Regions from separate parts of the Mus musculus genome. Here region 2 is linked to region 1. The links are chromatin loops, found by intact Hi-C in ENCODE. Cell type or tissue: left cerebral cortex. All regions are shown on one strand. Each heading gives the region's core, and the rest is flanking DNA. Links, peaks and the distances in the headings are about the cores only.

Region 1 (2,825 bases), core at 193-2,692:
ATTTCCAAAAGAAGGACAAGCTACTTTCTATAAGTCCAAAGTCTGCTTACATGGGTAATGAGTGTAACACTAAATGGGAAGGCAGAAAAAGACTCAACTGAGAAAATATACACAAAAAGAATTCCTGTACTTGCCTTAAGAATACATATCGAATCATTGTTTTTCTGTGACAATGTCACGTCAAAGAAAACATGGATTACATTAAAAACAGGTCTGCGTTTGCTCCCTAAGACGTGCACAATCCCAAACTTCAATTAGCTCTGTTGTGTCTACCTGTCACCTGTAAAGTCAAGAACAGCAGTGTACCTAGCCCTAGAGTCACTGACTGATATCTTCTAAATAAGATGATGTCTTCAAAAGCCAGTACATGATATCTCACAACCTTTTCATAAGTGACAGCTGATATTCTAATTACTGTACTACCAGACTTGCTAAGGTGAGGGTTTATTCTATCTGCTCTATAAGTGAAGGAAGACACTAAAACAGTAACAGACAACAGGCTTAATCACGTATGCCCATACCCTTCAAGGGTCTCTAAAGCCACTTCTGGGATCACCTGGGAAGAAGGGAAACCTGCTATGAATGAATAAATGCTATGTAGTTCCTGAAATTCCTGTCACAGTCTTGTAGGCCACATTCTACAAGTTCCAACCACAGGCAGCTGTCCATTTGGAATTTCTAAACTAAGAAAAGATTAAGACCTGAAGAGGATTTTTAGGGAGGGGGGAATGGAACACATGTTTGTATATATTTTCATCCAATATATTTGAAGCTAAAAGCAGCTACCCATTAACAGGAACATGCTTGAATAAGTAGTAATACTGATACTAACAGGTATGGATTCTAGAATGACCAGGGTTTATTCTGTCCTGTTCCTCTGTTAAGCATATTATTTGGGGGACAGACACTTTCAACTGTGAGCCTTGTTGCTTTTCTGTAAATGGGCTCCTACCACGCAGAGAGAACTTCTACCTCTAGCTCAGTCAGGAGTTTTCACAAAAGGCAGCAAGATATTCTGTCACAGGGAAAGGTCTCGTATTTGGAAGAATGGGCCTGTTTCCTAATGACATTGTATGAATGAGTTGTTCCCCATCCATGCTGGGGATGAATTAATTGGCTGTGCTTCTAAAACAAAAGAACAATTACGTATTCAAAGAAGCTTAGAGAACTGGAAATCCAAAAGATGATGAGTAGCTTATGGCTTTCACAGAAGAAGAAACAGAGGTCCAGAAAAATGGAAATGAACAGAGATGGCTGCCAGCCTTCCTAAGAGTTATATGCCAGCCGTCTATCCTCCTACTCTGTGTGGTTTCTTGGTGACTCTCCTCTATCAATATGTGAACAGTGTCACTCTCTCCTAAGCTCATACATGCTCTCAAACAGGATGCTAGCAGTGTTCATTTTCCAGGCAACTTCTCCTTCGCTATAAAAAGCTCTGATGTTTCACGACTCCATAACTGATCCTTGAGTTGTTTTTACCAAACCTGTCTGCAATCCTATCAAGGAATAGCTGCAAATGAAGACCAGAGCTTGACACATTCCAGGACCAAAAACTCCATCACTGCAGACACAAAAGTAGCCAGAACAGAGCAAGTGCTTGTAACCAAATATAAACCATATGATAAGCCAACTTTCATCTACTTTGCTGTTTAGCAAAGAGCAGAAACAAGTAAATTAAGAATAGAATGGTGGAAGGAAAGTACTGTGGGTCTTCTCAAGGGATCACTTAGCAAAAATACATCCCTGAAATTTAAACAGCTTTCTGAGAAGAACGGAAAATCCCAAGCAGGGTTACTAAGGTTCTAAACAGGAACTTCAGCTCTGTAGAGTTTTGATCAAGGTCTCAAAGTTTGACCAAAGAGAACAGGAACTTTTGTTTTTACTTACGTGTATGTGTTTTTGAGTGTATATTCCAGATGCGTGTGGGTATGGGTATCCCTGGAGGTGAGATGAGGGTATGTTGTTGGATGCCCTGACAATGGGGTTACAAGTGATTTGGAGCCACCTAATGTGGATGATAAAATCAACTCTGGTCATCTGAAAGAGTGGCAAGTGCTCTTAACCAATAAGCCATCTCCCCAGCCCCCAGAAACATATTTTAAAGGAAAATTAATTCATATCTTGTATAATTTTCAAAGACTTTTTCATTATGCAGGCAAAGCTACTATCTCACAGGTGAGAATGTAAGAGATTAAACTACTTGCACAGCTCTCAGGATGAGTCATGAACCCCAGACCTTTGTGTTCTCTGACTTCCAACCCAGCTGTCCTTTAGGGGAGCAGATTACCCATATCAAACCCTGTATCAAATCAATAGGCTACAAAATACCACACGTTTGAGCTTCATTTCAGAAAGCTTTAGGGAAAAGTACATTTCATAGAGATGCTAACAGGATATTAGTTCTTCTAACATCAACAGTAGGAATTCACTTCCTCGACCACATCCCTGCTGTGTTTCTCTGGTAAATCTTTTCATAAAGGGTTTTGGGAGTGACAGAGAACACCTTGAGATTCTATGGGGATAAAAGAACAGTAATTTAACATATTCAAGCCTACTTATAATAACATTTCTTCCTTCAGTGAAAGATCGTGTTCCCGAGACTAAGCTATGCATAGAGGAGAGAAAGTGCTATCCTGTTACTGAAGTGAGACCCCTTTATTAAGTTGGCTCCACCCCACACCACTACTAAAGTCTCACTTACTGTTCAGGTCTTCACAAAGCCTTCCTTATTTGAATATGTATGACTGGCTCATACCATGAAGTCACCTTGAGAATTTATACAAATGGGTGCACACACACACATACACACACACACATACAGGAAC
Region 2 (2,825 bases), core at 37-2,536, 52 kb after region 1:
ACATGTCCTTTGGCTACCAGCATTGCCTGAGACCTTGATCAGCTGTTCTGACCAAAGTTCTCAAGTTGCAGCTAGTGACATGAGTTTTGAAAGTGTCATTTGCTATCCCTGAAAGGGTAACTGATGACTAGCACTCAGACATCCTTGGTGATGTGGCTGGCAGGGCCAAAGTGGCAACCTGCCCTCTATACAACATCTTCAGCGACAGGGCTCAGAGAAGCCAATGCTCTGAGAAGAGGTCTGGTTGGTCTCATACCCACAGGCCAAGGTTAATTGCACAAGGAAGACTGGTGGATCAATGTGCTTCAGTCATACCAACAATGTCTCTGTAATGGTATTTCCAAAAATCCCATCTTACGTTTGCCAGTGGAAGAGGTGAAAGCCTCAGTTTGCCTAACTTGAAGTAAAAATTCGGGATAATTATAAAAGGTCTGAATATTTGTGCCACTTCACTTAATGAATAAGGTTATTGAAGGGAATTCTGTGTTGTTATTTCAAACTGACCTTAAAAAGTAATATTCACAAAAGGAAGCTTAAGTTTCTCATTCATCAATTTGGAATTTTAAATTTTGGGGGTGAGCACAAACTAGATTCATCCCTAATGTTTTTGTGTTATTATAAAGATAATATCAGCAAAATTACATACACACACCCAAGCCACTCACACTTAGTACTATGTCATACACTTACTTACATACATACTCATACTTAAGTAGTATGTTATACACGTTATACTATTCTATCTGTATCATGATTTGGAAAATGTTTGAAAGCAACAACTTAAAGGTGTACTTTTCAACCAGCAGCTATCTGTGTTTGGCAAATAAAATGTGCAATTTTCAATAATACTGAAAACCAGATGAATATGAATAAAAACTTTGACTCCTGGATCTCTTCAGTAAAGAAGTATCAGTGACCCTTGCAACTCTTTCCCCTGCAAGAGTTTCAGAAAATTGTACATGCTAAGAACTTGGTGAGTAGATCTTATTTCATTAATGGTTGACGAGACGGTTGGATAGAGACCTACAGCCACATTGGTAAAGATGTTCTTTACCAATTCACCATCATTCACCACCATTAGCCAAAGTATATTTGGGGTCTTATTTTCCCATATGTTTCCAACCTATGCTTGTTCCATTTTTGCAACAAAGAAAGTTTAAAAATACATCAAACTTACAGAAAAGCAAGGAAGAAAGACTCGGTAGAACACTGGGCAGGGAAAATTGACAGGTCCTATAAGAAGACATGAATATTTTTCTTTCTTACATAAAAAGGGAAACAAGATTTCTTTACAGAGATGGACTGGGAAATCACAGTAGTAACCTGGTGGCTGGAAAGGCTGCCTGCTCTCTTCCATTCTTCTCTGGGAGTGATATAATTGTTGTGTAAGGGGACTTCTCTATGCCTCACAAAACCTTTTATGTAATATACACTTTAAATAGACAATTTTATAACTCAGCATATGACATTATACTGCCAAAGATAGAAGAAAAACACATGTTCAAAGCTTTTATATTTCAGAGTTATTCTTCCAGATGAAAACTAGAAATATCTTAGGGTTGCATCAAAAGTGACTATGCTAAGAACACAATGCAATTAGTATATAAATGAAGGATGGGATGAGTGATATTTATGGCCTGTGTTATGATCTACAAAAATTTATGTGCAAATCCCAAAGTAGACTAATGTGTGATAGAGTGCTATTACTTATTGAAAGGCGAATATATAACCATGAAGGCATACCCAATACTTTAAAGATGAAAATGGAAGAATAGATCTTAATTGGTTCCTTTGAATCTTTTTTTTTTAAGATTTATTTATTTATTATTATATCTAAGTACACTGTAGCTGTCTTCAGATGCACCAGAAGAGGGCGTCAGATCTCATTACAGATGGTTGTGAGCCACCATGTGGTTGCTGGGGTTTGAACTCAGGACCTTCGGAAGAGCAGTCAGTGCTCTTAACCACTGAGCCATCTCTCCAGCCCCCTTTGAATCTTTATAAATAAATGGGCTGGAAAGCACGGAGTATAAGGGGCATGGGCTGCAGATAGATGTCCTTGACCATATCATTTACTTGTGGTTTGCTTTTAGAACTTTGTATGTGTTCAACCTAATTACGAAACAAAACATTAAATGAACAAAATTTTTATATTAAACATAATTTTAAAAAATGTACCAATAGGTAGAACAACAATAACGTCAATTTAGTGAAATAATTAAAATGCAGTAGTTAATATAGTTGTAGTCGGCACAGAGAGACAAAAGGAGCCTAAATGTCTTAGTTTGTTTACAGTAATTACACATAATTGTGTTCTGTGAGACAAGTGGACTAAACTAGAAGAATAATTTTATGATGTTTACATTTTAGTCTCCTCAATGTCTTGGAAAAGAATTCTTGGTGCTGGAGAAAAGCAAAACCCCCTGTAACCGTAAGGTAGTTGAGTATTTGTTAAAAACACAGTTCTGAATTTGCACTGGACATGTGGGGATTACTTTATATTTTGTATCTTTATTCACTGAAAATGCCTAGAAATAATCAGTAGTAAAACAGCACCTCACAGTCCAGATTCTGAGCCTTAGATAGTACTTACTACTCAGGAAAAGGAATGCATCTTAGAGTGATTGAAAGGTCCGAGGTGAGCAATAATGTACAAGGTGAGCTTGGAACTTGTGATCCAAAAGGTGGCAATGAACCCTCAAGGAGTAGAATTGTGTCAAAGGGATGTGGCATCCTCTGCTACACAAAGCTAACTGCAGTGCATGGAGACACTTCATAACATGTACATATTCACAGGTTCTAGTCATGTTAAAACACTACTGATG

What was found. Peaks named below come from ENCODE experiments on the same cell type or tissue, not always from the same donor. Only the 100,000 strongest peaks of a DNase experiment are listed, where the experiment ranks them.
Region 2: it touches region 1 in a loop (1.9-fold over the local background); 2 of 42 quality-filtered maps call a loop at or near these places.

What each region holds. Positions count from the first base shown.
Region 1 is chr10:14,538,677-14,541,501 of GRCm38, forward strand. All of the region lies in intron 1 of Adgrg6 (adhesion G protein-coupled receptor G6), which reads right to left. Among named protein-coding and RNA genes, the nearest start is that of Adgrg6, 4.9 kb to the right of the region's middle. In left cerebral cortex, for the core only: no CTCF peak of the experiment used is centred there; a DNase peak (open chromatin) is centred at 1,484.
Region 2 is chr10:14,591,024-14,593,848 of GRCm38, forward strand. No RefSeq gene overlaps it. Among named protein-coding and RNA genes, the nearest start is that of Adgrg6, 47 kb to the left of the region's middle. In left cerebral cortex, for the core only: no CTCF peak of the experiment used is centred there; a DNase peak (open chromatin) is centred at 1,268.